2 separate regions of the Homo sapiens genome follow, and region 1 is linked to region 2. A link is an interaction called in ENCODE POLR2A ChIA-PET data of the cell type or tissue named here. Cell type or tissue: endothelial cell of umbilical vein. All regions are shown on one strand. Each heading gives the region's core, and the rest is flanking DNA. Links, peaks and the distances in the headings are about the cores only. Region 1 overlaps MBD5 (methyl-CpG binding domain protein 5). Region 2 overlaps MBD5 (methyl-CpG binding domain protein 5).

The links. ChIA-PET counts read pairs that join two places held together with the same protein. Peaks named below come from ENCODE experiments on the same cell type or tissue, not always from the same donor. Only the 100,000 strongest peaks of a DNase experiment are listed, where the experiment ranks them.
Region 1: POLR2A ChIA-PET joins it to region 2 with 7 read pairs; 2 of 35 experiments call an interaction of 5 or more read pairs at or near these places.

What each region holds. Positions count from the first base shown.
Region 1 is chr2:148,204,836-148,221,535 of GRCh38, forward strand. All of the region lies in intron 2 of MBD5 (methyl-CpG binding domain protein 5), which reads left to right. Among named protein-coding and RNA genes, the nearest start is that of MBD5, 190 kb to the left of the region's middle. In endothelial cell of umbilical vein, for the core only: no CTCF peak of the experiment used is centred there; no DNase peak of the experiment used is centred there.
Region 2 is chr2:148,272,372-148,289,071 of GRCh38, forward strand. The region is part of intron 3 of MBD5 (methyl-CpG binding domain protein 5); the gene reads left to right. Among named protein-coding and RNA genes, the nearest start is that of MBD5, 260 kb to the left of the region's middle. In endothelial cell of umbilical vein, for the core only: no CTCF peak of the experiment used is centred there; a DNase peak (open chromatin) is centred at 10,030.

The DNA of each region.
Region 1 (16,700 bases), core at 5,533-10,532, 69 kb before region 2:
ATAAATAAACAGGAAAATTATCATAGAAGGTCTGTCAGCAAGCATTGAAAGGATTTAACTGTAAAAGAAAGACTAAAATGTGGGAATTAGAGCTAAAGAACAAAATGTAGACACTATATATAAATATAAATATAAAATGTTTACTAAAATTCCCTAAAAATAAAATATATTCCCTAAAAATATACCACTTCTACCTGTTTTCTCCACTTTTTTTCCCCAGTCTTTACAATTGTCTTATTATTTTTATTTTATTTTTTTTTGAGACAAGTCTCTCTCTGTTGCCCTGGCTAGAGTGCAGTGGCGTAATCTCGGCTCACTGTAACCTCCACTTCCCAGGTTCAAGCGATTCTCCTGCCTCTGCCTCCCAAGTAGCTGGGGATTACAGGCACCCCCCACCACACCTGGCTAATTTATTTTTATTTTTTTGTATTTTTAGTAGAGACGGGGTTTTACCATGTTGGCCATGCTGGTCTCAAACTCCTGACCTCAGGTGATCCGCCTACCTTGGCTTCCCAAATTGCTGGGATTACAGGCGTGGACTAATTTTCTCATCTTTAATACTTGGAAGTCAAAGAATATCAATTAAAGCTGACAAAAAATAAAAGTATCAGCATAATTTAACAATACAAGGAAAAATAGTGAAAAACATTAACTGAAATATGATGAATGAAAGAAAAAGGGCAGAGTAATAGAAAGCATGCAAATATTATAATTGCTTATAACAGTGAACTAATAGATTTTGAATACAGAAATAAGGACAGATATAAATTACATGTTTATTTGTAAAAACAAAGTTGCATAAAATTATAAACATAACCACTGGAACAAAGATACAGAGAAATTACCCATGGAGAAAAATAGGATAAACAGTACCAATGATATTTTTGTTTAAAAATATGTAGAAAATAGGCAGGCTGCAATGGCTCATGCCTGTAATCCCAGCACTGTTGGAGGCCAAGGCAGACGTATCCCTTGAGCCCAGGAGTTTGAGAACAGTCAGGGCAACATGGCAAAACCCTGCCTGTACAAAAATACAAAAATCAGCCAGTGATCCCAGCGACTTGGGAGGCTGAGGTGGGAGGATCACTTGAGCCCGGGAGTTCGAGACCACCCTGGGCAACATGGCGAAACCCCAGCTCTACAAAAAATACAAAAATTAGCTGGTGGACCCAGTGACTTGGGATGCTGAGGTTGGGAGGATTGATTGAGCCTGTGAAGTGGAGGTTGCAGCAAGCCGAGATCGCGTCACTGCACTCCAACTTGTGCAACAAGAGTGAGACCCTGTCTCAAAAAAAAAAAAAATAGAGAGACACACACACACTTGTATATGTAGACATATATATTATATACACACGCATATATATGTATACAGAGAGAAAACAAAATAACAGAATGAAGAACAATTCTTTCTGTTAGATGCCCACTGTCACATTATCATTTAACATTTTACTAAGGGGAATCAGCCAAGAGAAAAATTAATGTAAGTGGATTTTAAAAACATGTTTTGTTGAAACATAATTATACACATTTATGGGGTACATATGATGTTTTGATACATGTATACAGTGAATAATGATCAAATCAGGGTAATTGGGATATCCACCACCTCAAATGTTTACCATTTCTTTGGGTTAGAAACATTTCAAACCTTCTCTTCTAGCTATTTTGAAATATACAACAAAATATTCCTATTTTGCTATTGAACCCTAGAACTTATTCCTTCTATCTAATGGTATTTTTGTACCCGTTAACCAGTCTCTCTCCATCTCCCCTCCCCACTGCCTTCCCAACCTCTCACTTTTTAAAAAGTAGATTTCTGACCAAATCATAGAGCACTCTATTCTCTGATATGTTTAAAAGATACAATAAAGTATCTTATAAATGTCAAAACATAAAGATGAAAAGCCAGATAAAGGTAAGCAAGGTATTTATATTAGACCAGAGAAATTCAGTCAACAAAAATGTTAAGTGAGGTGAACACAGTCTCATTGTGAATACACATGAAGATGAAGCAGTTATGAATATCTACAGGTTAAATAGCATGGCATCAATAATTGGAAAGACAATGCACGTACCATTGAAAATAGTCAGAAACACTGAATACAGGTTCAGCTGCTTGCTGTTTGCAAAACCAAATTACAAGGACAAAGTTCAGTGGAAGAAAAGTGACTTTATTTCCAAAGTAGCATTGGGGAAATGGTCTAGACTTCCTGCCTTAAAGAAACCATTTCAAATTTTTGGCCAGAATACAACAAGTTAAAAGTGAAATTTGGTATGAAGGATGTGCAGGAGGGGCAAGGAGGTACAGGACCACGTAACTTGCTTCAGTGCTTTATTATGTGCTATTGTCCAATCTGGTAAATGGGCTAGCATTATCTTGAGCATATATAGGTTGTAAATTAACTGTACACTCACATAATCTCTTGTTGGGAGAAAATTGCATAGGTACCTGGATTGTCTCAAGATTCAATCACAGAAACTTCTAAGCAGACATAATTAGATAAGTGAGCAGTGCAAGGGAGTGCCTGGGGGAAAGAAGGAGAGTAAAGGTCATTATTTTATTATTAACAAGAAACAGGCACCAAATAAGGGAGGGAAGTAAAAAAGAAAAAAAAAGGACAAAAAAAAAACCCTTAAAAATAGGTTACTCGGTTACAACACCACTAGACTTGGAAAAGTTACTAATTGTCCCCTCAGTCCATAACAGATCATTCGAGGGTGGGAGATGGTGGAAGAATGAGGAAACACTGGAAGCATTTGTGCAAAAGTCAGGAACATTGCAAAGATACCCACTGGCGTGACTATTATTTAACATTGTACTAAAGGGAGCCAGCTGAGAGAGATACTAGAAGTTAGGAAAAAAAAAAAAAAAGATGACGTTAAACCCCTGGGTGTAGATGACACGATTATATACCTGCGTTCATCACCCAAAATAAAATCAACTAACTATCACAAATAAATTCCCTAAGATATATGGCATGACATTAATATATGTTCATATAGATAACTTTTCATGTATACCAAAATAACTTTCAGTTAAGCCCTAGCACCCTAAAGCATGTTGTTTGTGTATTAGTGTCCTGTGGCTTCTGTAACAAATTACCACAAACCTGGTGTCTTAATGCAAAAAATAATTATTTTCTTATAGTTCTAGGGGCCAGGAGTCTGAAATCAGTATCACTGGACCCAAATCCAGTGGGTCCAGTGTGTTGGCAGAGCCATTCTCCTTCTAAAGAATAAGCTGTTTCTTACCTCTTCCAGCTTCTGCTGGATGCTGCTGGGGAATTATTATTAAGATTAGTTAATCAATTGATTTTATGTAGTTTGTATATTATTCAATCTAGAAAACATGGAATAAGGACACTCTACCTTGTGTTTGTTTCCCCTATATACCTACTTTTATTTTATTTTACTTTATTTCATTTTATTTTTTGAAAATAGGGTCTTACTCTGTTGCCCAGGCTGGAGTGCAGTGGCATGATCTCAGCTCACTGCAACCCCTGCCTCCCAGGTTCTAGTGAGATTCTGGTGTCTCAGCCTCCCAAGTAGCTGGGACTACAAGCATGCGCTCCAATGCCAGGCCAATTTTATTTTAATTTTTAGTAGAGATGGAGTTTCACCATGTTGGCCAGGCTGGTCTCGAACTCCTGACCTCAAGTGATCTGCCTGCCTCGGCCTCCCCAAGTGCTGAGATTACAGGTGTGAACCACCACGCCAGGCTATACCTACTTTATATGACTGCTCATCTCTTTTAGGTGAAATGTGTGGCTGGAAACAATTTTGTGATCTTGCTGCCTTTTTCATTTTTGGTTATCTGTTCTTTTTTTTTTTTTTTCCAAGGTTGCCTGTAAACATCACTTGACTATTACAATTATTTTTATAGATTACTTTTACCTGATGGTTACTTTAAGGGACTCTTCATTCCCCAGCTTTTCTCTTCAACTACTTATTTTTTTAGAAACTTTAAAATTAACTTTTATAGCAAAGCAAATATTTCCATGAATTATAAAATGAATAGAAATAGTATCATCAAATACCTCTGTTCTATAAATTATAATCAAAGGAATTTATTTGAAGCAAATTGTATTTTAATTGTCTCTAGTTATGTTTTCACATGGGATTGATTAAACACCGTTATATGTGATACTACATTTTTTCAAATCCAAATGTTATTTTTAACTTTCATTATTACTTCTGTCTTTTCATTGGCATTGGCATAATATATTGTAACTTTTTCATTTTGATTTTACCATGAATAGATAGTTTTTAAATTACATTCTAAAACTGATTATGTTGACATAGGAGCATACAACTGAATTTGCTACATATGATCATTTTATTATATATCTCATTGTGTTATTTGAGATTTGTAGTTTTGTGTATTACTTAGTACTCTAGTCAGAATGTTTCTGTCTACCCAAAATTCATATGATGAAATCTCATTCCCAATGCAATAATGTTACGAGGTGGGACTTTTAGGGGCCAATTAGATCATGAGGGCAGATCCCTCATGATGGGATTAGTGCCACTATAAAAGTGGCCCAAGGAAACTTGTTCTGCCATTTGAGGACACAAAAAAGGCACCATCTATGAAGAACAGGCTCTTGCCAGACACAGAATCTACCAGTTCCTTGATCTTGGGCCTCCCATTCCCCAGAACTGTGAGCAATAAACTTCTTTTTTCTTTCTTTTTTTTTTTTTAATAAATTACCCAGTGTAAGGCACTTTGTTATAGAAGCTCAGACTAAGACACTGTGTTAGGTTATTTTTGCATTGCTATAACGGAATAATGAGACTGGCATTTATAAAGGAAAAAGATTTAATTGGCTCACAGTTCTGCAGGCTGTATAAGCATGGCACCAACATCTGCTTGGCTTCTTATCAGGGCCTCAGGAAGCATACAACCATGGTGAAAGGCAAAGCATGTCACATGGTGAGGGGAGGAGCAAGGGGCGGGGGGAGGTGCTACATACTTTTAAACAACCATATTTCACATGAACTCAGAGTGAGAACTCACTTGTCACCAGGGGATGGCACTAAGCCATTCATGAGCTAGCTATTTGTCCCCATGATCCAAACACCTTCCACCAGGCCCCACCTTCAACAGTGAAGATTACATTTCAACATGAGATTTTGAGAGGACAAATATCCAAACACATCAAACACATATAAAATAGAAACTACTACCTCTTGGAGGAAGGCATTTGTTTTTCATTGCTTTTTAGTTCCAACTAAAATTCTAATGTGGACTTTAGGAAGCCTAACAAATACTTTTTGATCACAGTATGTTACATAATAGATCTTAATTTTATTTTCATTTCACAAAGAAAAGCCATAAAACTACTTATTTAGAGCTACAAGCATTAGCCTAATTCCTACATTTTAAATAAGACTTACAGGCTGATTTTCATACAAACCAGTTGCTACTACTAAATTATCTTCATTTATGTATACCCTACCCCTTTCTACCTCCAATGTTAAGGATGTACCATTTAGAAAAAAACTGGTTAATTCTTTTTTTTTGAATACCTCAAACATACCTCATTTATTATATTGTTCAAGAGATAATAGGTCTTATAAAATGACTGGCAAGCTCATATTTTGCTAAATTACACAGATCCAATTATATTTTATACTTTTTTAATATTGTTAAACTTTTTAAATAATATTAAACTTGTATTATCTTAATAGGCCAAAACAATAACAATTTTTAAAAATTGTGATTTACCACATATTAGGGTAAATATTGGGAGCTGCTTAAATTTAGCTCATGTCATATGTTAGAATCTAGTAATCATCTTATTATATTATAAATCAAAGTTTACCCATTTATTTTACTTATATTGCTTAACCTGAAGAAAACACACAAATTATAAAAAATAACTTAGATGACTATATAAACATTGGTAATGTAAACGTTTTATCTTGTTAATTTATTTTCTATGAATATTAAAGAAAGTATGCTGATTTTTTGTTACATATATACTTTTTTCACTTCTACTAAACTTTCAGTTGTATCTAGTTTTGATTACTTAAGATCTTAAAAAAATCCTGTCTTTAGATAGTTCCCTTTTTATATGTATGTATAAGAGAAGATTATGTGATTGTAAATTCAGTGTAGACTTTCCCAATCTGCTGAAGTAAATTTTTCTCCTTATCCATTGCTAACTAGCTGTAATCTGCCAGTGGAAGGGATCATTCAGCATATTTTCATACGTGAATCAGCAAACCAATTTATAAGTTTTATTGAGTAATATTTTATGCTTAAGCCTAATACAACATCAGTCTAGGACGCAAATGAATTGAGATAGATTTAGGGGGACTTTGCTGTCCCTTTCTTTCTTTGTTTCTTTTTTTCTCTGTGAATTATCCTTTACATGTTAAAGCTGAAGGTTGTTCAAAGTTAGTTTCCAGTTTCTTCATTCTTTCATTTTTCTAGTTGGATCTTCAAATTTACATTTTCTTCAGTTTTCAGAAGCCATAGTTCACAGTGATCCTATTGTAGTAGCTTTGAATTCATTTATAAACATTCCTAACTTCATTTGGTATAAAAAGAATGTAAACTTTGGACTCAGAGAAAACTGCAAGATTAACTCTTTAAAACTACTTTCAGCGTTTGATTGAAATTTTCGATTTTTGTTATATTTTTTGGAATAAGCACACTGTGGCCCAGACTTGTTCTTTGATTATTTTCCTGTGTTTATTTATTCATACTAATTATAGATGTTCCATGATTATATTTATTTTAAAATATGAAGTATCTGAGGAACTCTTTTACAATTTTTTTTTCCAGTGGATCTTACAAGATCCATGTGGCTATTCAAAGTCACAAACAAGTACATCCCTACAATAACTCATCTTGATGGCTTATTTTAAATACTTTAAAATGTGCATGTTCACGAGATAAAAAAATATGAATTTCTTTTTTGAATCAGGATCTCGCTCTGTCACCCAGGCTGGAGGGCAGTGGTGTAATCATGGATCAGTGCAACCTCAACCTCCCAGGCACAAGCGATGCTCCCACCTCAGCCTCCCAAGTGGCTGCACTACAGGTGTGTGCCACCATGCCCAGCTAATTTTTTTCTGTATTTTTTGTAGAGACAGGGTCTTACTATGTTGCTCAGGCTGGTCTCAAATTTCTGGACTCAAGCAATCTTCCTGCCTTGGCCTCCTAAAGTGCTAGGATTACAAGCATGAGCCACCATGCCATGCCCAGCCCACTGTTTTTTAAAGAAAAGAACAGCTTTATTGAGATATAATTCATGTCATAAAGTTGAAAATTTTAAATTGTACAATCCAGTGCTTCTTAGTATATTCACAGTGTTGTATATCATTCACTACTGTTCAATTCTAGAACATTTCCTCACTCCAAAAAGAAACCCTGTATCCATTTCCTACTCTATTTCCCTCAACTCCTAGTCCTGGCAAACAGTAGTCTACTTTCTGTCTCTTTGGATTTGCGTATTCTGGATGTTTCATTTAAGTGGAATCATACAATACATGGCCTTTTGTTTCTTTCACTCATGGTAATGTTTTCAAGGCTCATCTGTGTTGCAGTATATATCAGAATTCCATTACTTTTTATAGCCAAATAATGTTCTATTATATAGATATACAGTACTGCATTTTATTTATTCATCAGGTACTTAGAGTCCATTCTTTTTGAATCACTATCAATCATCAATGATAAAAAGCCTGAAATTATAGTTTGGTATAGAGCAGTCTTTGACGTGTATTTTAGACATTAAAAAGGTGTGTGTATGTATATATGTGTATGTTTTAATTTTTGTATGTTTTAATCTTACCTTTCAAAACTCTAAAAAATTCTTAGTTCTAAAACACTGTGATTTTCCAAAGGTTTTGGATGAGGGATTTTTTATAATAACTTGAAATTAAGAAGGAAGAGGATTTGGTCATCTCTAGAGGAAAATTTTTAGCATATTCATTTTTTCTAGGTAAACATTCACTAGACCCTTTCTTTCTTCTCTTTATATCTCTAAATATAAGGCATCTCATTGACAACAATTTTAATTCTCTATCTTTCTTCCCTCATCTAATTGGTCAGGATGCCCAGTGTGTTTTACCTTATTAATAGTTCCTATTTGTTCGTTCTTTTCTGTTCTCACCACCAGAAACTGAGTTCATCTTTATTCTACATGATAACAGTGGCTTACTTTACCTGTGTCAGAGAACTTATCAATCTTTGTACTCGTCTCCTTCCAGCCACCAGCCAGTAAGCTCTTTGAAAGCAGGAACTGCCGTTTTTCTCTTGGCTTTCTTCCATAGTGGCTGGCAAAGAGTTGTACTCATCTCTTAGCTGAAAAAATAATGATGAACAAGTGGTATGAATAATATTATCACTTAATTTTTTCCCTATTCTTTAGTATAGTGTTCCTCAATGTTTCTTAGGAGGTAAACCTTAAGATTTTCAAAAAAGGATGTTATTATTTTTTAGCTACAAAAATTTGAGAAACTATATTGTCAAGAATTATATCATTAAATTTATTTTAAATATAAGCTAATATGCATAATAAAGACATTAAAACATTCTCACTTTTAGTAAATGATCTGCTTTTATTTTACTTTAAATTATGTATGGGGCAGGGAGCAGGGAATAGGAGGACTTAACAACAGTAACTATAAAAGTCAGATGATACTTAAACAGTATTTGACTTTGAGGCCAAACTAGTATTTAGGTGGATATTGAAAAGTAAATTTAAGTTGCCGCATCAAAAGTACATGCAAAACTGTGTTTATGATGTTACATTTTAGAGTTTTTTATATTTTATTCTTTCTAAATTAACTGATTTTAATTTCTAAACCAGAAAATTTTGGATTTGATCATCACCAAATTTCTTTTAACACAGACTTTTAACGTATTTGAGACTTACCCCTTTTAACTACATAAATACAACTTTTTGATATGGTGATGGTCATCTTGAGGCAAATTTATAGACATCAAAGAATGTTTATGCTTCTCATTAATTATATGTCACCAACTGTTTTTTTTTTATTCTGTCTTTAGCCAGCAATCTGTGAGTCAGTAAATTTTAAAATGTCAGACTGAGAATTAAATAATTTAAACCTGTATATTAACAAAAAATACCATGATGTCTAGAGGTCATCCAAGTGATCAACTGACTGAGTGGCTAAGATGTGAACATGCTTCTTAGGCCTCTAGGATATTCATTCATTTGCCTCAGGTGCTTTCAAATCATTCCATTTTAAAGGGAAGAAATATTTAAATAACTATGCATTTACTCATTTTTAAAATTATAAGTTAAACAGATGTTATTACTGCCTTTAACATTAACTCTGTGACCTTCTAGGTGAGAGGCCAACAAATTTTTTCTGCAAGAGGCCAGACGGTAATATTTTAGGACTTGAGACCCAGGTCTTTGTGGAGCTACTCAACTTTGCTTTTGTAGTGTGAAAGCAGCCATAGGCAGTACATAAATAAGCATGGCTGTGTTTCAACTGTATTTATAGACACTGAAATTTGAATTTTATGTAACTTTTTGCTGTCAAATATCTTTCCTCTTTTAGCATGTTTTGAACCATTTAAAAATGTAAAAACAATTCACACAGGCAATATAAAAACAGGTAGCAGATTGGACTTACTCCATGGGCTGAAGTTTGCCAACTTCTGCACTAAATGGTTCAATTCATTGGTTGGAAAAATCTGCTTTTGTAATTCATTCTTAAATTTCCCCAGTATCACATCTATCATACCACCCCAAAGTTCTTGCTAATCTGAGCTTATGCCTGATAACCAAAAGTGTTCAATTTGTTACCAGTAGCTCCTATATGACCCCTGTTATGTTGCTTCTCTACCCCATGTCACAAGTAGATTATGGAAGTAAATAAAAAGAAATTTCAACACTGTCTGCTGTGAAACTTGTCTTCGGTTGTGATTAGGTAATGTGGTATAAAGGAAATAAAACCAGGAGATGTGAAAACCAGGCTATATTCCTGGTTCTACCACTAATCAAAGTGATCAAGTTTGGTGGGCCTCTAAGGCTCCATTTTCTCACCTGCCCATCCTGACAGATTATTAAGAAGTTATAATAGCACATATGAAATTACTGGTAAGGTAACCTTAGCATTGCTATTTACCTTTATTGTCATTGTGGTAGTTAGTAGTTGTACTTTATTATTGCTCTTAAACTTGACTATGGCAGGGCTCCCTTCATATGTTAATATATCACTTAAAACTAGATATAGGTTAAGGATTGCACATTAATTTCCTCTAAGCATTTTGTGTTTCTTACTCTCACATTTTAAGCTACTCTAATCTCCTCGCTGTGGTACTTGTACCAGGTTCATTACTAACAGTAGTGTGAAATTTTATATTCTACATATTCTTTCTTACCACTACTCTGTGAGGGCAAAGACTGTCTGTTTTGTCCCTGCTACATCGCCAGCCCCCAAAATAGTGTCTGGAATATATTTGAGCACTTCTGAGTAAATCAGTGACATAAATAATCCCATATGTTCACTTGCCTTGAATTATCAAAAGGAGTAAACAAAGCTCAATAGAAATAAAATGTTTTAATGCATAAAATACATAAGATTATGAAAGATATCTACTTTGTTCAGTTTTACTGATATATAATTTATCCACAGACTCCTTGTGGGCCCATGGACCCTGTTTTTGTTTGTTTGTTTGTTTTTGTTTTTGTTTTTGAGTGGGCAGGTTGTGGGCGGGGTTTTTTTTCGAGACAAGGTCTTAGTCTGTCACCCAGGCACCATCATACCTCACTGCAGCCTGGAACTCCAGGCCTCAGGTGATCCTTCCACCTCAGCCTCCCAAATAGCTAGGAATGCAGGTGTGCAGCACCATGCCCGGCTAATTTTTTTTTTTTTTTTTTTTGGTAGAAACAAAGTTTTGCTATATCGCTGATCTCAAACTCCTGGCTTCAAGCGATTTTCCTACCTTAGCCTCCCAAAGTGCCAGAATTACAGGCATAAGCCACCATGCCCAGCCAGACCTTGGTTTTTGAAAATATGGAAGAATTTTTAATGAATATCAGGGGACACATTGTCCACAACTATAAATTGCAAAACTACTTTGATAGGATATAAAACAAATGCAAGCTTTATTTGGTCTTGTCTTTAAGAAATCCTCCCTCTGCACTTTTAAATTATAACAGAAAAAAACAATGGATTTTTAAACTTTTGGTTAAATTTCTTAAGATTACAAGAAGAAAAACAAATTTTGGCAAGCTTATACAAAAAGGGTATTTTCTGGGGAAATACTGGAGTTTCTAATGCAATTGGAAGGTGGGAAGGGAGGGAACAAAGATAGCTCTGGACAGTAGCTTTCTCCAGAGTGGAGCCAATGATAGAAATGCCCAGTCATGGGTGCAAATTTGAAAATATTAGAAGAGAAACCTGGCCGATCAAGCTTAGATCACAGATGCATGCCTCAACTGGTCAGCCAGAGCCAGAGAGTAGAAACTGTAGTAGATCTGTTAACAGTGAGATCCATTATTTGGTATGGGGATGAGCTACGAAACTACCCCAAGAGCTGTCTATAATGTAGTCTTATTAATCTGACTCCAGAAAGCAGTGCATTTATTTTATATTATTGATGTCTCAAGACAAAAAACTTTTTTTTTCTGTAGATTAGGTTTATTAGCACCAACTTCATGACTTCTAAAATGTGACTGCTTTCATGTCCAGATAGCTTGAATACAGGTATCTACCGTGATATGGGGTGGATAATTAATAATGCTTGGCTACTTATATAAAGACAGTGTTGCTTATTTTTCAAAACATTTTTTTAACAATTATATTCTTCCCTTCTCCCCAAGAGGTGGGCAGAAAAGCATTGTTAATCTCCTTTTACAGATGAGGAAAAACAAGATCAGAGGTGCTAAGTGCTGTAGCCTAGTGCTAGGTCTTCTGTCCCCAATTCTGGGTTCTCCCCAAGCCCGTGTTTCTCCTTTCTCACAATCTTTACTTCTTCCGCTGACCCTCAGCACCACCCAAAGTACTTTTAGTTCTGGAAAAGAAACCCAGCTGCACACTGGCACACTTGACCTTCATGCAGCCAGAAGCTTTGGATGGTTCCCCATCCAAAATATTAGAGATGAAATGAAAGCAAAATAGGCATCTGACAAAAGTTGCTTTTTCCCTTCTGCATTTTAGGACCTAAAGTAATGTTTATCCAGAAACTGCTGTCATACCATAGATTCATTGTACATTCAACAACATAAGCATACAATCTGGCAAATTAAAAATCTCTTAACCTACACCCCGGATCCCTGCCCAAATTTAAGAAAAGAACTAGGGTGGACACAGTGTTTTTTCCATGTCACGTCTTCTGTGATGGGGCTACGGTATGTGGGAGCAGAGAATGGGGTGGGTGGGTGAAGCGTATGCCAGATGAGGATCTATCAGCAATGGGAGGGATCCTCTGCTTTAGCATCTCCACCCCTGCTCCTCTCAGAGGATGGCCTTTCTTTGCATTCAGCTGTGATGGTAGCAAGAACACAGGCACACCAAAGATGAGGAGAGAGGGAGCCTTGTGCTCTCTCTCTGCATCTGAGGCAGGACAGCACAGGGTATGGAGCAGTCTGCAGAGAGGCCAGCTCATCAGCTCTTCATGGAAGCACTTGTCTTCCACCTTGGGCTTTGAGCGCTGGGCAACTGGCCCCTGGGGATCAATGGAATAATCCTAAGCAGACTTACTCTATGTCACACTATGGAATGTTCCAAGTAGGTGGCCATGTTTTCATAAGATGTCTTTTCCTCCTTTTGTTGTTGCCATTTCATATGTTTAGGATTGGATGTGTGTTTCTTCTCTCTGAATGGCACTCGAATGTTTGCTGAGTCCTATTCTGTATGACTGGGGCGTACAGCTGTGGACTGATGCATGCCATCCCATCATCTTTCATGATCAAAGCAGTCTCTTCTTTTTTGACAGCTGAAGAAACATCAAGTCACCCTTAGTCTGCCACTAATTTATTTCCTTCTTGCTTAAATGATGAGAGACATATAATCTCCACCCTCACGGAGTTGTCATTACCCTTCTTTTCAAGGGCCAGTTTCCCTTGCCTCCATAACTGTTGTTGGTACTGATGGCCAGGCTTCCAAACCTCTTAAAACTCCCCCGATAAAAAACATTTTACTCCAAATTGCAAGACAGCTTTGTCCATTGATGTGTATATAGACAATATAGACAAAATTAAGAATTTTAATATGTGCCAGATCACTCACTAGCGTATTAATACATAATTTAATATCATACAATATAGCCAGTATAGTGTAGTGGCAATATGGCATGGGACTTAAGAGTATAAGCCCTTGACCAGACTTGCATGGCTTAATGTCTTAGCCCTACCACTGGATGAGACCACTGGATAGGTCTCATCCAGGCTGGGCTCAGCTGGACTTGGTTCTTGGTAGGGGGTAAGTCTAGGTTCATATCACATATCTCTCATCTTCCTTGGATCAACGGATACCTGAGACATTTTTTTTTCTCAGTATGAACAGCAGGATTGCAAGGGAACAGACTAATCTGCATAAGCATATTTCAAAGTTCTACTTAGGTAATGTCTGCTATTATTCAATTAGCTAAGAGAAGTTACATAGCCGAGCCCAAAGTCAAAGCACAGAGAGGTGCACACTTTCTGTGGAGATGTGGTAGTGAAACAGATGGCAATCTATTCTACCACAGGGGATGATACAGTCATGCATCGCTTAATGACATGAGTACTTTCTGTATTGTTAGGCAATTTCCTCATTGTGTGAACAGCATAGAGTGTACCTACAGAAATCTAGATGTTATAGCCTACTGTACACTTACGCTATAGGGTATAGCCTATTGCTCCTAGGTTACAAACCTGTGCAGCATATTATTGTACTGAATACTGTAGAGAATTACAACATAATGGTATTTGTATATCTAAACAAAAAAGGTACAATAAAAGTAAGATATGAAAGATAAAAACTGGTACATCTGTATAGAAGATTTACCACGAATGGAGCTTGGAGGACTGGAAGTTGCTCTGAGTGAGTCAGTGAGTGAGTAGTGAGTGAATGCGAAGGCCTAGGACATTACTGTATACTAATGTAGACTTTATAAATAATGTAGACTTAGGCTACACTAAATTTATTTTAAAAGTTTTTTTCTACAATAACAAATTAACCTTAGTTTACTGTAACTTTTACTTTATAAACTTTAAATTGTTTAACTTCTTGATGCTTTTATAATAACACTTGGCTTAAAACACAAAGCACAATCATGTACAGCTGTGCAAAAATATTTTCTATTTATCCTTATCCTATAAGCTTGTTTCTATTAAATTTTTTTCTTTTTAAACTTTGTTGTTAAAAACTAAGACACAAACACACACATTAGGCTAGGCTTATGCAGGGTCAGGATCATCAGTATCGCTTTCCTCCACCTCCATATCTTGTCTCACTGGAAGGATCTCAGGGGCAGTAACCCACACGGAGCTGTCATCTGCTATGTAACAGTGCTTTCTTCTGGAGTACCTCCTGGAGGACCTGCCTGAGGCTGTTTTACAGTTAACTTTTTTTTTTAATAAGTAGAAGGAGTACACTCTACTATAACAATTAAAACATAGAGTATAGTAAATACTAGGCAATAGGAATTTTTTGACTTCATTATAATCTTATGGGATCATTGTCATATATGCAATTGATAGTTGACCAAAACAATATTATACAGCACATGACTAATAGAGAGTTGTAAGGTTAGTGTATGTAAAAAGCTTAAAATAGTTTCTGGTGCATAGAAAATGTCCAATAAACGTTTGCTATTATTAGGCATACAGAAACACACAAAAATTCAGTATTGTGTAACTGTAACATAAAATACATATTTGGCAAAGGTGTCACTAAGTGACACTTTTTCCTATCCTAAGCAAAAAGAACAAAAAACTGGGGAAATCACATTACCTAACTTCACATTATCCTACAAAGCTATAGTAACATTTAAACAAATAAACATGCTTAAGTTTAATTGAAAAGCTAGTGTGAGCCAACCTCTAGGATAGTCAAATATTATCACAATTATTTACTGTTAGCAGAATCAGAGAATGGCTAAAGATCACCAGGTTTTATCCACTCATTTGACAGATAATGAATCGAGCCAAAATGGCGAGATATGTAAGTCAAAGAGGAAGAAGTGGATGAATGGAGGATGGATAGATGAATAATAAATAGGTAAGTAGTTGATAGAAAAAGGAAAGGAAGGAAACCAACCTAGATCTCTAGAACTCTAGCTGAGAACTCTTCCCACTGTATCACACAGACCAGGTGTTTTTTCCTGTAGTTTATATAAATACTGTTTATCATATTTTTCTATCCTTCTGCCTTTCAATGAGCCTTAAAAGAAGAGATAATTTTAATAATAATATTTTTAAAAGTTCAACTATTGCTTCAATTGAGAGATGACTGTAGGACAAGATTTACTTAAAATGTAAAAATAACACAAAGCTAATCCTTACAGAGGCCTTCATTTGTCCACTTAGCTAATATTTATTCAGTTATTATTATCTGTTAGGCACTGGACTACAGAGCAAAAACAAAACAAATCTTTGTTCTTGTGAACATGCATTATGTGGAAGAGACAAGAAATTAACAAATTAATAAGTAGTATGTTCCACAGTCCCTTATCTGCAATTCTAATATCAAAAAGCTTGGGAAACTGGAAATTTTGACATTTCAAATAGTGGTAAAAGCTGAATCAGATTCATTTAGTAGTAAAGCTGATATGAGACTAGTCATAGTCTTATTTTTTATTTTAATTTTTGTGGGTACCTATGTGTATATATTTGTACGATATATGAAATGTTTTGATACAGGCATGCAACATGTAACAATCACATCATGTAAAATGGGATATTCATCACCTCAAGCATTTATCTTTTCTGTTACAATCAAATTATACTTTTAGTTTTTTTCTAAGACATCTTGTTATAACAATTTTTACTTATTTTAAATATACAATTAAATTACTATCAACTATAGTCACCCTGTTGTGCTATCAAATACTAGGACTTAATTCATTCTTTCTAGGAGTTTTTGTACCCATTAACCATCCCCACGTATCCCCAACCCTCCAACTACCCTTCCCAACATCTGGTAACCATCCTTCTCTCCTCTATCTCCATGAGTTCAATAGTTTTGATTTTTAGATCTCACACATAAGTGAAAACATGCTTTGTCTTTCTGTCCCTGGCTTAACTTAGCATAATGACCTCTAGTTCCATTCATGTTGTTGCAGATGACAACATCTTATTCTTTTTGATGACTGAATAGTACTTTATTGTGTGTCAGTACCACACTTTCTTATATTCATCTGTTGATGGACACTTAGGTTGCTTCCAAATTTTGGCTATTGTGAACAGTGCTGCAACAAACATGGGATTGCAGATAACTCTTCGATACGCTGATTTCTTTTGGGTATATACCCAGCAGTGAGATTACTGAATCATGTGGTAGCTCTATTTTTAGTTTTGAGGAACCTCCAGACTGTTCTCCATAGTGCTTTTAGTAATTTACATTCCTACCAAGACTGGGGTTCCGTTTTTTCCACATCCTTGCCAGCATTTGTTATTGCCTTTCTTTTGACTAAAAGCCGTTTTAACTGAGGTGAGATGATATCTCATTGTAGTTTGGATTTGCATTTCTCTAATTATCAGTGATGTTGAGCACTTTCTCAT
Region 2 (16,700 bases), core at 7,266-12,265:
TGACTATACTAATTAACATTTCTACTTACAGTGTACAAACATTCTCATTTCTCTACATCCTTGTCAATACTTATTTTTTTTGTTTGTTTTTCGTAATAGCTATTCTAACAAGTGTGTAGTGATACTTCATTGCGGCTTTAATTTTCATTTCCTCGATGATTAGTGATGTTGAGCATTTTTCCATATACCTATTCACCATTTGTATGTCTTCGTTTGAGAAATGTCTATTCAGGTCCTTTGCGCACTTTTTAATCAAGTTGTTTGTTTGCCTCTTGTTGAGTTCTTTGTGTTCTGTATATATTTTAGATATTAACTCCTTATTAATTGTATGGTTCACATATATTTTCTTCCATTCTATAGATTGTCTCTTCACTCTATTGTTTCTTTTGCTGTACAGAAGTGCTTTTTAGTTTGATATAATTCCATTTATCTATTTTTACTTTTTGTTGTCTGTGCTTTCTGTTTGCATTTGCCTGATATATCTTTATGTATCTGTGTATTTTCCTTCACTTTTAACCTTTGCCTAGAAATTGCTAAGGTGCAAGTATTATAAGCAACACAAAATTACATTTTGTTTCCTAGACTGGGCTAAAAGTCATGTATTTCTAGACAAAGTACAGAATGATCTCACTGTTACTGGGAGAAAAATACACATTTGTTCTCATTTTATGCTGTTTTTTACACTTCTTTTTAGAAAACATTTCTCTTTGTTTCTTTATTGTCTCATTTCCTATTGAAATCACCTTTGCAAAAATTATGACAGTGAGAGAAATCTGACAGAGCTGACTCCATCATGCTTCCAACCTCACAAAATGCCTTTGCTCATTCCTGGGCATCGGTCAAACTGTGCACTAACTATGGGAGGAATTTAGTTTACAGTTTAACTTTAAAACAAAGATGATTAACAGTCTCTTCCTGAAGCTAACCCCCACTTTGCTTGGGGATTGAAACTGCATTTGTAAGATTAACAAATTGTCCACACAGTTAAAACTATGGTTCACGAGTCATGTAGCTGGAGGTCACAAGATTTGTAACTCCCCACTTGCTCCTTATATAACATCATTATGCTAAAACTTAAGACTGGTGTTTGGGGTATTTTTCAGACCTTGCATTCTGATGGACGAGCTGGCACCACCCTGACCAGTAACCCCTACCAAGAAACTGACTCAGCACGTTGTGACACCCCCACCCTCAGGAATAGAAACAGTGCAAGAATACAGCTTCAACCCCCTGTGATTTCATCCCCAACCCAACCAATCAGCATTCCACATTCTCTAGCCTTCTACCCACCAAACTCCTTGAAAAACTCTAGACACCAAATTCTCCCTGGAGGCAGACTTGACAATTATCTCCTGTCTTGCCACTGGACTGCCTTGTGATAATTAAACTCTGTCTTTGCTTCAGCACTTCTGCTGTTCTCATTATATTGGCATTTTTGGGCAGCAGGGAAGAACCTAGTTGGGCAGTAACAATACATGTACTGGAAAGTGAGAGTGCTTGGATTTTCCTGTGTCCCTTATTGATATGGGAAGTCCACTTTCATCATTTGTACTTTTCAATGCTAGATAATTCTTCTTTGCTATTTTATTTTTCTCTTCCTTTATTCTGCTATACCCATCAAGTTTTTCTTAATCTTTTTTTATTCTAGTTCTCATTTGGAAGTTTTTCTTAATCTTTTTTTATTCTAGTTCTCATTTGGAAGTTTTTTATCATATTCTTATTCTACTAGTGCTTCATTTCTCTTTCAGTGTCAAGAGCAAAATTGTCTAATACTTTTCCATGTGTACAATGAGACATTTAACATAATTTTACTTTCTACTATTCTTATCCTCACCCCCGACACCACCACACACACAAACCACTTTTTTTAAATTATACTCTAAGTTCTGGGGTACACATGCAGAACGTGCAGTTTTGTTACATAGGTATAGACGTGCCATGGTGGTTTGCTGCACCCATCAACCCATCACCTACATTAGGTATTTCTCCTAATGTTATCCCTCCCCAGCCCCCCACCCCATGACAGGCCCCGGTCACACATCACTTTTTTGTTGAAATAATCTCGACCTTTAACTTTAGATTAATGTTGCTTATCATTTTACACTATGTAAATTTTGTTATTTGAACTTAGGCATAACCCGATATTTTACTGATTTTGTTGCTAATACTCCTTCACAGTTAAAACATTTTGCATTTCTTAAAGTCCTAATTTTTTAAGAAGGATGGTAAAATTTCTGGGTCCTTGCATGACTGTGAAATACTTAGTGTCTTTGGAAATGAATGATAAAGCTAGGCTGGGTTTAGAATTCTGTTACAAAAACCTTTTACACTTAAAAATTAATTGAGTTTTTTTGTTTTTTTTTTTTTTGAGACAGAGTTTCGCTCTTGTTGCTGAGGCTGGAGTGCAATGGCACGATCTCAGCTCACTGCAACCTCCGCCTTCTGGGTTTAAGCAATTCTCCTGCCTCAGCCTCTCAAGTAGCTGGGATTATAGGCGCATGCCACCACACCTGACTAATTTTTGTATTTTTAGTAGAGACGGGGTTTCACCATGTTAGCCAGACTGGTCTCGAACTCCTCAGGTGTTGACCTCAAGTGATCCACCCACCTTGGCCTCCCAGAGTGTTGAGATTACAGGCGTGAGCCACTGTGCCTGGCGTCTTTTCTTACATATGGTTGTGTGAGAGAAATCTGATGTTAATCTGATTATTTTTTGTTTTAGATTATATGTTTTCTTATGCAACCTATATAAGATTTTGTTTTCCTTTATTTTTTAAAATCGTTAAATTCATAAGCATCACTAGGTTATTCTAGGTCTCTTTTTTGACTGCATTTGAATAAGCCCTTTGAGTATGAAAATTTATATTTTTCTTTATTTCAGGAAAATTCCCAGTATTATTTCTTTGATTATTGCTTCCCCTCCATCCATTATCTTCTTACCTTCTCACATTTTTATTATTGGACTCCTGGATTTGTCTCTCTATTAATCAGTGTTCTCCAGAGAAACAAAATTAGTGGGATGTATGTAGAGAGAGGGATTTATTTTAAGGAATTATCTCACGGGAGTGTGGGGTGGGCAAGTCTAACCTATAGAGCAGGCCAGCAGGCTGGAAATTTCTGCAGGAGGGAATATTAAAGTCTTGTATCCCAAAGCAGTCTAGGGAGAATTTCTTCACAGGAGACCTCACTCTTTTCTCTAAATACCTTCAAATGATTGGATGAGGCTCATCTACTTTATGAGAGTAATATGCTTTACTTAAAGTCTACTGATTTAGACTTTAATCACATCTAAAAATTACCTTCACAGCAACATTTAGACTGGTGTTTGAGCAAGGAACTGTGCACCATAGCCTAGCTGAGTTGACATATAAAGTTAACCATCACAGCCTGGAAATCACTTTTTTTTTTTGGCTCATTTTTCTTTATTATCTTAATATGAGTTCTAGGAGAATTTGTCAAAACAGTCTTCTAAAATCACCTGTTTGCTGCTTACAGCATTTATTGCTGTTATAAATTTGTTAATTTTTATTTAAAATTAATATTTTCTGATTTTATATTTTTCATAGTTTCAAAGTTTTCTCATATTTTATTGAAAAATGTTTTAATTTGAAATGTTTCTTGGATATTTATATTTTTGTTTTGACTATTTTTTAACGTTGGCCAAGCATGGTAGCTCATGTCTGTATTCCCAGCACTTTGGGAGTCCGAGACAGGAGGATCACCTGATGCCAGGAGTTTGAGACTAGCCTAGACACCAAAGCAAGACCCTGTCTCTACCAAAAAACAAACAAACAAAAAGTTAGCCAAATGTAATGGTGCATGCCCATAGTCCTAGCTACTTGGGGGGCTGAGGCAGGAGAATAGCCTGAGCCTGGGAGTTGAAAGCTGCAGTAAGCTATGATCATGCCACTGCACTCCACCCTAAGTGACAGAGTAAGACCCTATCTAAAATAAATAAATAAAAATAGAACTTTATTTAGAAAAATGTCAAAGCTATAGAATATTTGTAAACATACTATAATTAATATTATTGCACTTTTCACTTAATCAATTACCATTTGCCATATTTGGTTTATCTCTCACCATACACATGCATCACTTATTTTGCTAAACCATTTAAGAGTAAATTGCAGACCTTATGAACTTTTACTTAAATACTTAAGCATGTATCTCTGAACAAGGCCATTCATTTACATTATTTAAAATAGTTGTGAAATTCAGAAAATTTAACATTGATACAACATTAATATAGTCTATGTTTAAATTTTTCCAATTATTTCAGTAATGTCGTTTTATAGCAATTTTTTCTCCAATCTGGGTTCCACTTGAGAGTTATATATTGCCTTTAGTTATCATGTAAGAGATTTTTTTGAAGTAATTTTCTCTTTCTTGACATAAATCTGTTTCACAAAGAAATATTTGATATGACTCCTTAGAATGTGCCTCTTGTTTTTATATGTATGATGACTTTTCTTTATTGCCTTTAAAGAGCAGTTCTGCATGTTTCCAGTATCAGGATTTCAGAATTTGGGGTAAAAATTCTATTGGTTCTTATTTGAAAAAATTAAACCCAAAGGAGAAGAGAAAGTTTGTATTTTCTCTCATTTTGGTATACTCAGTTGTGGTACTTTTGGCTCTGTGGCTTCGGAGAACAATTGTGTCTCCCTTTCTTCAACATCACTCTTAAGGGGCAATTTTCAGTTGTCCACAGTATTTATAGAGTGTTATGTTAAGTCCAGTTGAGAATGCAAAGTTTGCAATCTGGTTCAATGAATAATAATTATTAAGGTAAGGCAAGTAAAGAGCATTTGTGAGACATGGTAAGAAGTTATGGAAAGTTCAAAGCCTTGAGTCTAAAAATATGAATAATATTTGGGTAATAGGGGAAACATTCCTGTTAAGAGTTTAGGAAAAATATAGATCATTAAAATTTGGTCTTAGTGTAACACTAGGAAGCATATCGTAGAACTAATTCCTTTATTTAAATTTTACCAGAGAAAACACAAACTTAAATATGTAGCTAATATATATTATGCATATAATACAAACAAATATAAATATATGTATAAATTGTTCAGTTCATCCAAGCTGTCAAATATTTCCTAAAGTTGTTTTTAATATTCTGTAACTTATTTTTTAGAGACAGGGTCTTGCTCTGTTGCCCAAGCTAGTCTCTTGAACTCTTTGCCTCAAGCAATGTAGTTTTTTATCTCTACTTTACCTATAATTACTCAAGCAATGTAGTTTTTTGTGTCTACTTTATCTGTATTATGTACTCTTTTTCATTGATAATGCCTCTATTTGTGCTCGTTTTGTTTTCTTCATCAGTCCTGCTAGAGATTGGTCTATATTATCATTATTGTCCTCTTTCTTCTTTCTTATATTTACTCTTATTTCTTTTCTCACTTATTTGATTGGGACATAATTGATTAGCTTTTGATCTTTGTTTTTCTAATTTAATAAATGAATTGAAGAAATGCTTTTTATTGTTTTAACTAACTGAACTGTTTTTAATATCAGGTTAATTAAGATATAATTTGCATAAAGTCAGATCACCTTCTTAGTGTATAGTTCTGAGTTTTGGCTTGTGTACACATTCATTGAACCACCACCATAGTCAAGATACAGAACCTCCATCACCCACGAAAATTTTCTTGGGTCCCTTTGTAATAAACCCCTCTCCCAACCTCAGCCCTTGGCAACCAATGATTTGTTTTCTGTCGCTGTAGTTTTGCTTTTTCCGGAATGTCATATAAACATAATTACACCATATGTAGCCTTTGATTCTATCTTCTTTCACTTAATATCATGTATTTGAAGTTCATTCGTATTGTTATTATGATATTGTGATCAGAGGGCTGGTTTATATGACTCTGATTGTTTGGCACTTATTTGGGCTTATTTTTGAGGTTTAGTGTGTGATCTGTTTTCATGAATGTTCTGTGTGTGTTTGAAAGGAATGCTCTATTTTTTAGTGCAGGGTTGTATATATATAGCTGATAGAGAGGCTTGTTGATTGTGTTGTTCAAATCTATTTTTACTAATTTTTATCCTTATTATCCATCAGGTTTTGATGGGGTTGTGTATGTGTATGTGAAAGTCTCTCACTGTGTCTGTGGATTTTTCCATTTCTTTGGGTAATTTGTATGTTTTTAAGTATATTAAGGCCATCATTTTAAAAATCTTCATACTTTTTTTAATGCCACTTTTTTCTCATTTAATGTTTATTTGCCCTAAATTCTATTTTTTAAAATTTATTTGTTTTAGTCAGGGTTCTCCGGAGACAGAACCAGTAGGATATATCTAGAGGTATGTGAAAAGGGATTTATTAGGGGAATTGGCTCACTTGATTATGGAGGCAGAGAAATCCCATGATAGACTGCAAGCTAGAGAACCAGGAAAGCCAAAATACTCACTCAGTCCAAGTATGAAGGCCTCAGAACCAAAGAAGCTGATAGTGTAATTCTCAGTCTAAGGCTGAAGGCCTGAGAGCCCAGTAGGCCACTGGTGTCAGTCCTGGAGTTCAAAGGTTGGAGAACCTGGAGTTCTGAAGTCCCAAGTCAGGAGAAGGGTGTCATGACTCCAGGAGAGAAGTGGTGAAAAATTGCCCTTCCTGCAGTTTTTTGTTCCATATGGTCCCCCAAGCGATTGGATGGTGCCCACCCATGTTGAGGGTGTATCTTTTCCATTCATTCCACCAACTCACATGCCAGTCTCCTCTGGGAACACCATCACAAACACACTGGGGCAGCCTAGTCATTCTAATCAAAAGCAGAGCCATCAAGGTGTGGTAGCTCACACCTGTAATCCCAACACTGGGAGGCAGGGTGGGAGGATCACTTGAGGCCAGGAGTTCAAGACCAACCTGGGCAACATAGTGAGATCCCATTTCTTAAAAAATGAGAAAAGTTATCTGGGTGTGGTGGCATGAGCCTATAGTCCTAGATACTAGGAAGGTCAAGTCGGCAGGATCGTTTAAGCACAGGAGTTCGAGGGTGCAGTGAGCTATGATTGCACAACTGCACTACAGCCTGGGCAACAAGCAAGACCTTGTCTCTGTAAAAAATAAAAATTAAGCAAAACCATCTGAGTTTCTCTTTCAGCAGAAAAAGGTCAGGCACAGTGCCTACTGAAACATTGAGAGTAATTAATGCTTTACCAGCTGTCTGAGTATCCCTTCATCCAGTCAAGATGACACCCACAATCCACTATCACAGTATTGCTTTGCTACTTTTCTTTTGGCAAGTTTTTGCTTAGAATATCATTTCCATTCTTCTTTATTTTCATTTAGCTCTAGATGTATCTCATCTGAACATCATAAAGCTGGATTTATTTTTCTAATTCCATTCTGATAGTACTTTTCCTTTAAGAAGTTAATTTAATTTATTATAGTTACACATTTGGACTCTTTCTTTTTTAAGAAGTGTATCTCTCTGTGTTGGACAGGTGGAGTGCAGTGGCTATTCACAGGTGCAGTCATAGTACACTGCAGCCTCAAACTCCATGGGCTCAAGTGATCCTCCCGCCTCAACCTCCCAAGTAGCTGGGACTAGAGGCACATACCACCACACCTGGCTTTGGGCTCATTTTAACCATTTTATTGTGGTTTTGTTTAGTTAATTTTTCTTCACTTTTTTTCCTCCTTTCATGACATCTGTTGAACTGATATTTCTCTTGGTTGCTTCTGCTTTTTTCTTTTTTCTCGTTTCCTGGTTTGGAAGCTATAGATTTGTATTTCTATTCTTTTAAAAACTAACTGCAAAAAAAAAAAAAAAAAAACAAAAAGAAAAAACAGAAAAAAAATTAACCATAAATTTTAATACATATGTGGACTATATTATTTTTCTCACAGAGTCTAAAATTGCTTAGTGTATCCTTTAGTTAAACAATCCATGCACATTTTATCTGCTGCCTTTCTTTACAGGTTTTTCTAGAATTTAATTCACCTTTGTATTTTGTCGATTTTATTTTAAAAGGGACAGTAGTTTGATTTCCATCCTCACAGTTACTTCTTATGTCCCTTGCCTTCCCTCAATGTTCAGTTTTCTTTTTTTCTGCTTTTTGTTTCATTTTTCTTGAGGTGGGTATCTCACTCTGTCACCCAGGCTGAAGTGCAGTGGCACGATCACAGCTCACTGCAGCCTTGATCATGCAGGCTCAAGTCATCCTTCCACCTCAGCCTCCCAAGTAGCTGGGACCTCAGGTGTGCGCTCCCTGCCCAGCTTATTTTTGTATTTTTGGTAGAGAGGGGTTTTGCCATGTTGCCCAGGCGGGCCTCAAACTCCTGCACTCAAGTGATCCACCCATCTCAGCCTCCCAAAGTGCTGGGTTTACAGGCATGAGCCACCATGCCTGGCCTAAAGTTGTTTTCTTGCTGTGAAAAGTAGTTATTTCAGCAAACACATGTAGCAGGTAAACTAGTTTTTGTAGTTCTGAAAATATCTTTATTTTGGCCTCTCTACTTAATGGTAATTTAGCTAATTTTAAGTGTTTAGGCTACAGTTGTTTTTCCCTCAGCAATTTGAAGATCAGACTCTAATATCTTTCAGTGTCTTTTGAGAGAAAAGAAATCTACCATTTAACTATTGTTACTTTACAGATCATCTTTTTCTAACCTCTGATAGCATTAAGACTTCTTATTAACCTTGATTTTGTCCTTGCTCTGTGGTGGATTGAGGTGTGGATATATTTTTATGGATTTTATCTTCTCTGGATTTGATGATAATGATGCTTTTAATCCAAGGTATTCTACTGATCTTTAGTACTGGGGATATCTTAGACATTATCTGTGCAAACATTCTTATCTGCTATGCCTTCTACATTCTATTTCTAAAATTTGTTCTATGTTAAGGCCTGTATCCTACATGACTTAACGCTGTTTCAGTTTTCATCTCTCTGTATCTCTGTATCACATTCTCAGTGAATTGCTCAATCCTGTTTTCCAGTTTACTAGGTGCCTTTTCTACTATATCCTTTTCTAATATATCCTGTCTACTAGGATTTTCTTTTTCAAATAATAAATTTCAATTTCCAAGAATTTTTGTCATTTTTTTGCATACACCAATTCTTATATTTTCTTTTAATTTTGTTTTCAAAATTTCTTATTCTTTTTTAAGATATTTCTTCCTTTACTTCTGTATGAATCTTCAACTCTTATTTTTATGTTTTCTGATTGCTCGTAAATATATTTCCTCTTGCATTTTTTTAAAAATTCATGATCTTTCAATTGTGTTTGTTGACTTTCTTAGCTTTAGTTTTCCTCGAGTGCTTTGGAAATCATTTTGCAGGTTCATCCTGACAGTGACTTTTTTTTCTCTCTATCTCTATCTCCTTTTGTTTATCCCAATCATTGAGTCAGTGGGTGGATTGACTTAAGTTTTAGGAACTAGGATTTGTCTCCCTCCTCTGTCTTCCTGGTTTTATATAATGGTTTATCCCCAAAAGCTTTTTTCAGCTTCTTTTCACAGTTTGGGGAATCACATCTTAGTGCCATTTTTATGCACTGAGACTTGCTCAAGTCTTTTGCCAGGTGGTTCTTTTTAATCTCCACTAACATGCAATATTAACCCTTGGTGCATCTAACCGCTACCAGACTTGGAGCTTAACTATTCTATAATGTCAGCCTTGCGTACTACTTTGTGTTCTGTTACACAGTGACTTTTATTTTTAGTACAGCAGTATCTTGATTTTTTTCTTTACTATATCTCTTATACTTTATTCTGTTATACTTTTTCAATAATATATCTTATACTTTATCCGTAATTGCTGAGTACTGTTTTAAATAGAGAAGTCTCTAAAGTGTCTATTGCCAGTACCATCTTGACCAGGAATCCTGTCAAAACAGTTTGCACATACATATTTGGAAATTAGGATATGAATCTTTGTCAAACCCATCACCTTTGGCATATATATGATTCATTCTATTTATTTGTTTAATGCATAGATATGCTACAGCAAAACAAGAATAAGAATACCAATTCATGTTCTCATAGCATGACTTCCAGACTCAAATTGGATGGATTCAAATCCTGGCGTTGATATTTGCTTCCTGCATGACTCATCTTTTCAAAACCTTTGTTTCCTCATCTGTATTTATGACATGTCTGCTTCATAGACATCTTGAAAGGATTAAATGAAATCTCAAAAACTCATGTTGTTCAAGGTTAAAAAAATATGTATATATATAATGTGTGTGTGTGTATATATATATATAATTAGCATAGCATTATGAACCCTCAATGAATGTTAGCCATTACTCGTACAGTGGAGTTGCATGATATACATGTTTAATGTATAAATTCACTTATAGCCATTCTCTTTTGTAAAATACATGTAGCATAATAATTTTAGATATATATATTACTATATATGATATATTAATTTGTACTTTAAAGTGAAATATTATCAAGGTTATTAAACCTCCCCCACACTGTATTTCTGTACTTTCTGGGTCATTTAAATGATCCTCAAAAGTAATTTTGACTACTGGATATTTTTTCCATATAGACTGACTTTTAAGACTTAACCGCCCCCCCCCATCAGATGCAATTATTAGTTGTCTCTATACTAGTCAGTGTATTTTTATGTCAGACATTGGCAATTATATAAAGCTGTATAGTACTGAAAAATCATTTGGGCTCAAAATCAGAAGATCTAGGTTCAAGTAGAGCCTATTCCATTATCCAGTCACCTCACCTTACTGGATGTCCATTTCTTCATTTATATAACAGGGATGATAACACTCCCATATCAGAGTGTTTGTAAAGATTAAATGCAATAAGGTATTCTCAGAATGCAATGTATAAACTGTAAATCACTAGTTATGTAGCTATGATTGCATGTCTTTGTTACAGCAGCTTCCTTCCATATTTACATAGTCATATGGAAAGTAGGTAACCCTGAGCCTGGTAAGTTATTGGCTCTCCAATCCATCCTGCACTTTTTGCAGTAAGGAAAAACTCTCAGTGAGAGTTTTATGAATAATGATTCTTTGGGGATGGGAGTGAAGTAGATCTACATTATCTGGTATTTGTATTTGACAGCTTTAACTGCTAAGACCAAAGTATTAGAATCCTTTGCTCTTTCAGTCACAGCATACAATATTTAGCTTTTAGCAATTCGAAGCAGAAATAGGCAGCCTAATTTTAGTCCTGAGGTAAGTAGAGCAGGCATTTCCTTTCCTATTCAGATAAAATTATTACATACCTGTAGTGGAATATGCCAAACAAATCTAAGAACTAAACCATTTATCCTTCACCGATGGCCCTATTTTAAGTCATAAGAAATGTGCTCTCCACTGAAGTCCCCAATACAGTTTTCTCCTCCTCCTTCACATGCAAATATAGTCAAAAGTACTCTAAATGGACCATGCCTATGCTTACTAGAGCAGTGCAAAGGTTAGTAAAATTTCTGCCTCTGGGAGCCCAGAAAAAAAGTTAGCACACAAACATAGCTACACTCAGCTGCTTTATAACCCCTTTCTTTCTTAACTATCTTCCTAACTTGCCACATTTGATTCAAAAATCAAAGCAATATTAGAAGGTATACACTGAGTATCCTGCTTTTTACCCTGTTCTGCCCCTGCTGCCACCTACTTCTGGTCACTGTTATCACTAGTTTCTTTTGTACTCTTCTGATGTTTGTTTATATAAACACAAATATAACAACATAGATACAGATGTATTTTCCCTCTTCTTACACAAATAGTAGCATACTATATATACTATTTTGCCCTTGCTTTTTTTACTGAACAATTTATAATGGAGTTTGGGGGATTAAATCTCCACACATAGAGAGCTTCTTCATTTCTCTTTAGAGTTACATCTTATTACATCAGAAGTATATGCCATTGCTTATTTAACCAGCCCCTAATAAAGGAACACTTTTTTTTTCAATCTTTTGCTGATGTAAAACCAGCACAGTAAATAACCTTAAATATTGTCATTTTGTATATGCACAGGATATCTCTAAGATACATTTCCAAAGGTATGATTACTAAGTCAAAGAGTGAATGCATTTTTTAAGAATTTTCTATTGTTTCAATCACCTCAAAACAACAGATAATGAGGGCATCAGGGAAGAAACCTGGTGGCCGTGTTGTGCAGGCAGACTTGCATTTGATCTGGGTTTCATCCTTGACTCGGTGCATGGCTTTGGGCAAGTTACCCCCCTCTCATGGAGCCTTGGTATCACCCTCTATCAAAAGTGGGGGCTGGTCCCTATCTCAATGGAGTAATTTTAAAATTAGATGAGATAATGGATGGGTCTTGTCTGTACTGCCACCTTTAAGATGCTGGGATTATTAACCAAAAAATGGCTACAAACCTGATGCCAGGCTCACTTGCTTTTTTTCTTTCTTTTTTGTTTTTAAATTATCAGATTGTAAAATGACTTTTTCTTTCTTTTGATATACTGTTCTATCAATTTTAATATATACATAGATTTGTGTAACTACTCAAAATCAGAATACAAAATAGTAAATATATTTTTAATTTGGATAGATACTGGCTAGTTGCTCTCCATAAAGGTTGTCTACCCACACTGCAATCTCCCCAACAATATATGAGTGACTTTTTCCTCACAGCCTTGGCAAATGATAGAGTTGGTTATTTGTTTGCTGTCTGTTATTACAGCCTTCCCCATGCAGAAACACAGCAGCAGACTAGGACCACAGCAGCTGTCTGGTCCTTCTTCTCTTGATTAAAGTTGCTTAAGCCACAAATCTGAAGCTTAAAAAGAAAAATAAATACTAAACAGAGGCCTCATATTTTAATCATATTTCAAAGCAGCTACTTTCCCCATCTGCTCTTCAAACAAATAGACAGCTTAGTTTACAGCACTCTGTTATTCTGAATAACTACAGGATAACTGAAAGAGAGTAGAAAAAGTCATCTCAATAACAGTTATATACCTTTGACATTGTAACTGTTCTTGTTCACAAGTTCCAGTGCACATACAACCTCTTTTTTCTCATCTGCCTCCTACCTAATGTCAAAACATTTAGAAATGAAAGCTGATTAAGATCTTATCATGTTGAATTTTGTAAACATACTAAAAGAAAGAATGATATTAATAGAATTGACATGAGAAAATTGGACTAAACTGTTTGAAGCATCTACTTTCTTTATTGTAGATGTAAATTAGCCACACTTAAGCAAAATACTAGATTTACAAATCTCTTGCTTATGGGCCAGATTCAGCCAACAGGCTTGTATTGCTGGCCTCACATAATCTTTCAAAATTAGGAAATATTACATTGAAATCCAGATTTTACTGAATAATGAGAATATCTGAGAATAATATGCCCATATTACCACATCACCACTGTTAGTTGGGGCATATACTCTAATTCACCGCATTTTTTTTTAAATAGAGGCAAGCTGTCACCATGTTGCCTAGGCTGGTCTGGAACTCCTGAGCTCAAGCCATCCACCCACCTTGGCCTCCCAAAGTGCCGGGATTACAGGTGTGAGCCACTGTGCCTGGCCTCTAATTCATTACATTTTATATACATTAAATTTTATACAATTTATATTTTATTAAAGTGATTTTATATATCACTTTATTCATTTTTTTCTACTTATTCTTCAGAATAGTGTATAATTTAGTAAAAATTTTAATAAGTTTTAATAGCAGCAAACACTTCTTTTTATTATTAGTATTTTCAGGTATCCATATAGTATTTAGCAATAATATTTCAATTGAAAGAATTTACAGTTATTGTGACTAAAGTGTTTGTTCTTACAGACATGAAATTTGCCGTTTGACTTAGTAGCTGGATTATTTGTCGTAAAGCTTTTTTTCCGTTTTAATACATGAACATATTTTCTTACCATTTTGGGAAACTATTACTGATTTTTATTACTTTCTGAATGATTCTTGCTTTTTATCATCTGATATGTTTATTATTTCATATTCATGTGTCATTTGACTTTTAATATATAACTTTTAAAAACTTTAGTTGCTGAGAAATGTTGTGCCAAGATTCATCAGAGTTATGATCATATTTCTTCTGCATTTCGATCCCCAAGCTGACAAGCAGACTTACCCACATAACTTCTCATTGATTTTAATTTTCCAGACTTTGCAGACCTCTGTTTATTTAGGTAAGCTGTAATCACTTTCTCACCCTACTCCCAACACTCTCTGCATTAAAATCTATCATTTTATAAACAAAGATTGCAGATGATGGACATTGCTTTCTTTGTTAACACTGTACCAGAACTATGAATGCTTTGTTTATGAGCATAATTAATTAAGGTTTGCCTCTGTTTTAAAAAAGGTATTCATTTAATCTGGTTGTACTCATCTTTAAGAAGCAAAATTATTTTTATGACTTGTCCTTTATTATTATTGTTGTTATTATCTAAGAATAATTGCAGCCAGGACAAGGAATCTAAATGAAATAGGAACCAAAGACTTATGGTAAAGGAACCGAAGATTTACGGTAAATAGTAGTGGTAAGTTTAGTGGTACTTACTTATGAAAAATATTTAACTGAAGGCTATTTAAATGCAAGTTATAATTTTAACTGTGGGAATAATGAAGAGCAACAAAGGATAAATGACATTTTAATTTTCATTTTTGTAATTTCTAACAAAGTTGATGATAATGCAATATGACATCTTGCCCTTATTGTTTAACTTTCTATTATGGTTTTTAAAGAGGTTCTTTTTTTTGCAAAAATATTCAGAGGGTTTTTTAGTTTTCCTAAAGGTGTCTCCAATCATTAATGTTTATATTATTCTCCTTTCAAACACCCATTGAATCATGATCCTTGCTTATTTTCTTTATTTCACTTTTAACTGCTCTTACTGGCTTTATTTGTGATGTGAGTAGTGTTCAAATATAATTTTCATTAACTCCATGAAATCCCACATCTTTCCCAATATTGACTTTGCATAAATTTGCATATTTTATAGGCATAGATAGCATCCCAAAAGAACAGATATGTTTACACCATCCATTGATTAGAGAAAGACTGACCAACAAAATTTTTGTCATGAAGAGTAAGAACAGGCTCTTTAGTGTTGAGTAGGGAAGGATATTTGAGAAGGGCCCAATTAGTGAGTGACGGATGTATCAGTCAGTTTTTTATGCTGATAGAACTTTTGATTCGGTAATGAATATTCAGGTAATGGGACCTCTCCTGTTTTGCCTTCAGTCTTCTGAATATGGGAATTGTCTTAGTCCATTTTGTGTTGCTACAACAGAATACCACAGATTGCATAATTTATAAAGAAAAACGTATTTCTCATGATCCTGCAGACTGGGAAGTCCAAGGTCAAGGGGCCTGCATCTGGTGAGGACCTACTTGCCACATCATCCCAATGGCCAAAAGCAGAAGAGCAATAGAGCATGTGTATAAGATAAAGCAAGAGAGTGTCAAACTCACTTTTATAACAAACTCACTCTCACAATAATGAAACCATCCTATGATAACAACATTAATTCATTTATGAGGGCAGACCCCTCATAACCTAATCCCCTCTTGAAACTCCGAGTTCTCAACGTTGTTGCTTTGGGGATTACATTTGCAACACATGAACTTTGGGGGACGCACTCACTCTGTAGCATAAATGGTGAATTTCTGGATAGCAAGATTCTGAAGCTTTTCAAGTTTATTATAGATGCTTTCTCATCTCAAATAACTCATCAACTATGGCATTTTTAAGTACCATGAAAGTGTGTGTTATGTTGGTGTGTGTGTGTGTGTATAAACTTCAGACCTTTAAAAAAGTGATTTCTGGCCGGGCGCGGTGGCTCACGCCTGTAATCCCAGCACTTTGGGAGGCCGAGGCAGGCGGATCACGAGGTCAGGAGATCGAGACCATCCCGGCTAAAACGGTGAAACCCCGTCTCTACTAAAAATACAAAAAATTAGCCGGGCGTAGTGGCGGGCGCCTGTAGTCCCAGCTACTTGGGAGGCTGAGGCAGGAGAATGGCGTGAACCCGGGAGGCGGAGCTTGCAGTGAGCTGAGATCCCGCCACTGCACTCCAGCCTGGGCGACAGAGCGAGACTCCGTCTCAAAAAAAAAAAAAAAGTGATTTCTTCACAGTAATAAGATGGAAATTCATTCATAGCATTGACTAAAGTGGGCTGTCAGTGTTGATAGTGACATTTATTTAGCATGAATCATATTCTACTATCCAAGAAAGATATTTTGCTATGTCATAGCTATGAACCAAAATAACCTAGCACCAATTGATTCACCATTATATTATAATAGATGCTCCAAAAACAAATACATACCAAGGGAAAAAAGCCCTGATGATCGGACTAGGTGAACCATAGGCGCAATTAACTACTCAATGCAGGGATGTGTGTAGTGTAATCTATCACAGGATACTTTGTTAGAAGTGAGTCTTGAAGTAGAAATAATAAAAAGGAAAAAAAAACAGTAATCTAAAAATGAAATGATTAAATGTTATAAACACTAAACAGAATTTTTTAAAGGCTGATGCTTATGGTTCAAAGACTTTTGAATAAAGACCAAGACTTCTCTGTGTTTTCTATATATTTAGTAAGTTCTGTAATTAATAAATCTTATCCTAACCTGCAGTGATCTCTCTCATCTGAATTTCCAGAGGCTTCATTTTTCTGTATTATATCTTTGACAAATAATTGTGTGCAGCCCCTGAACAACTCTTCTGCTGTTTTCTGAAACTATTTATTTAAATCTCATATGGTTATTGAACTA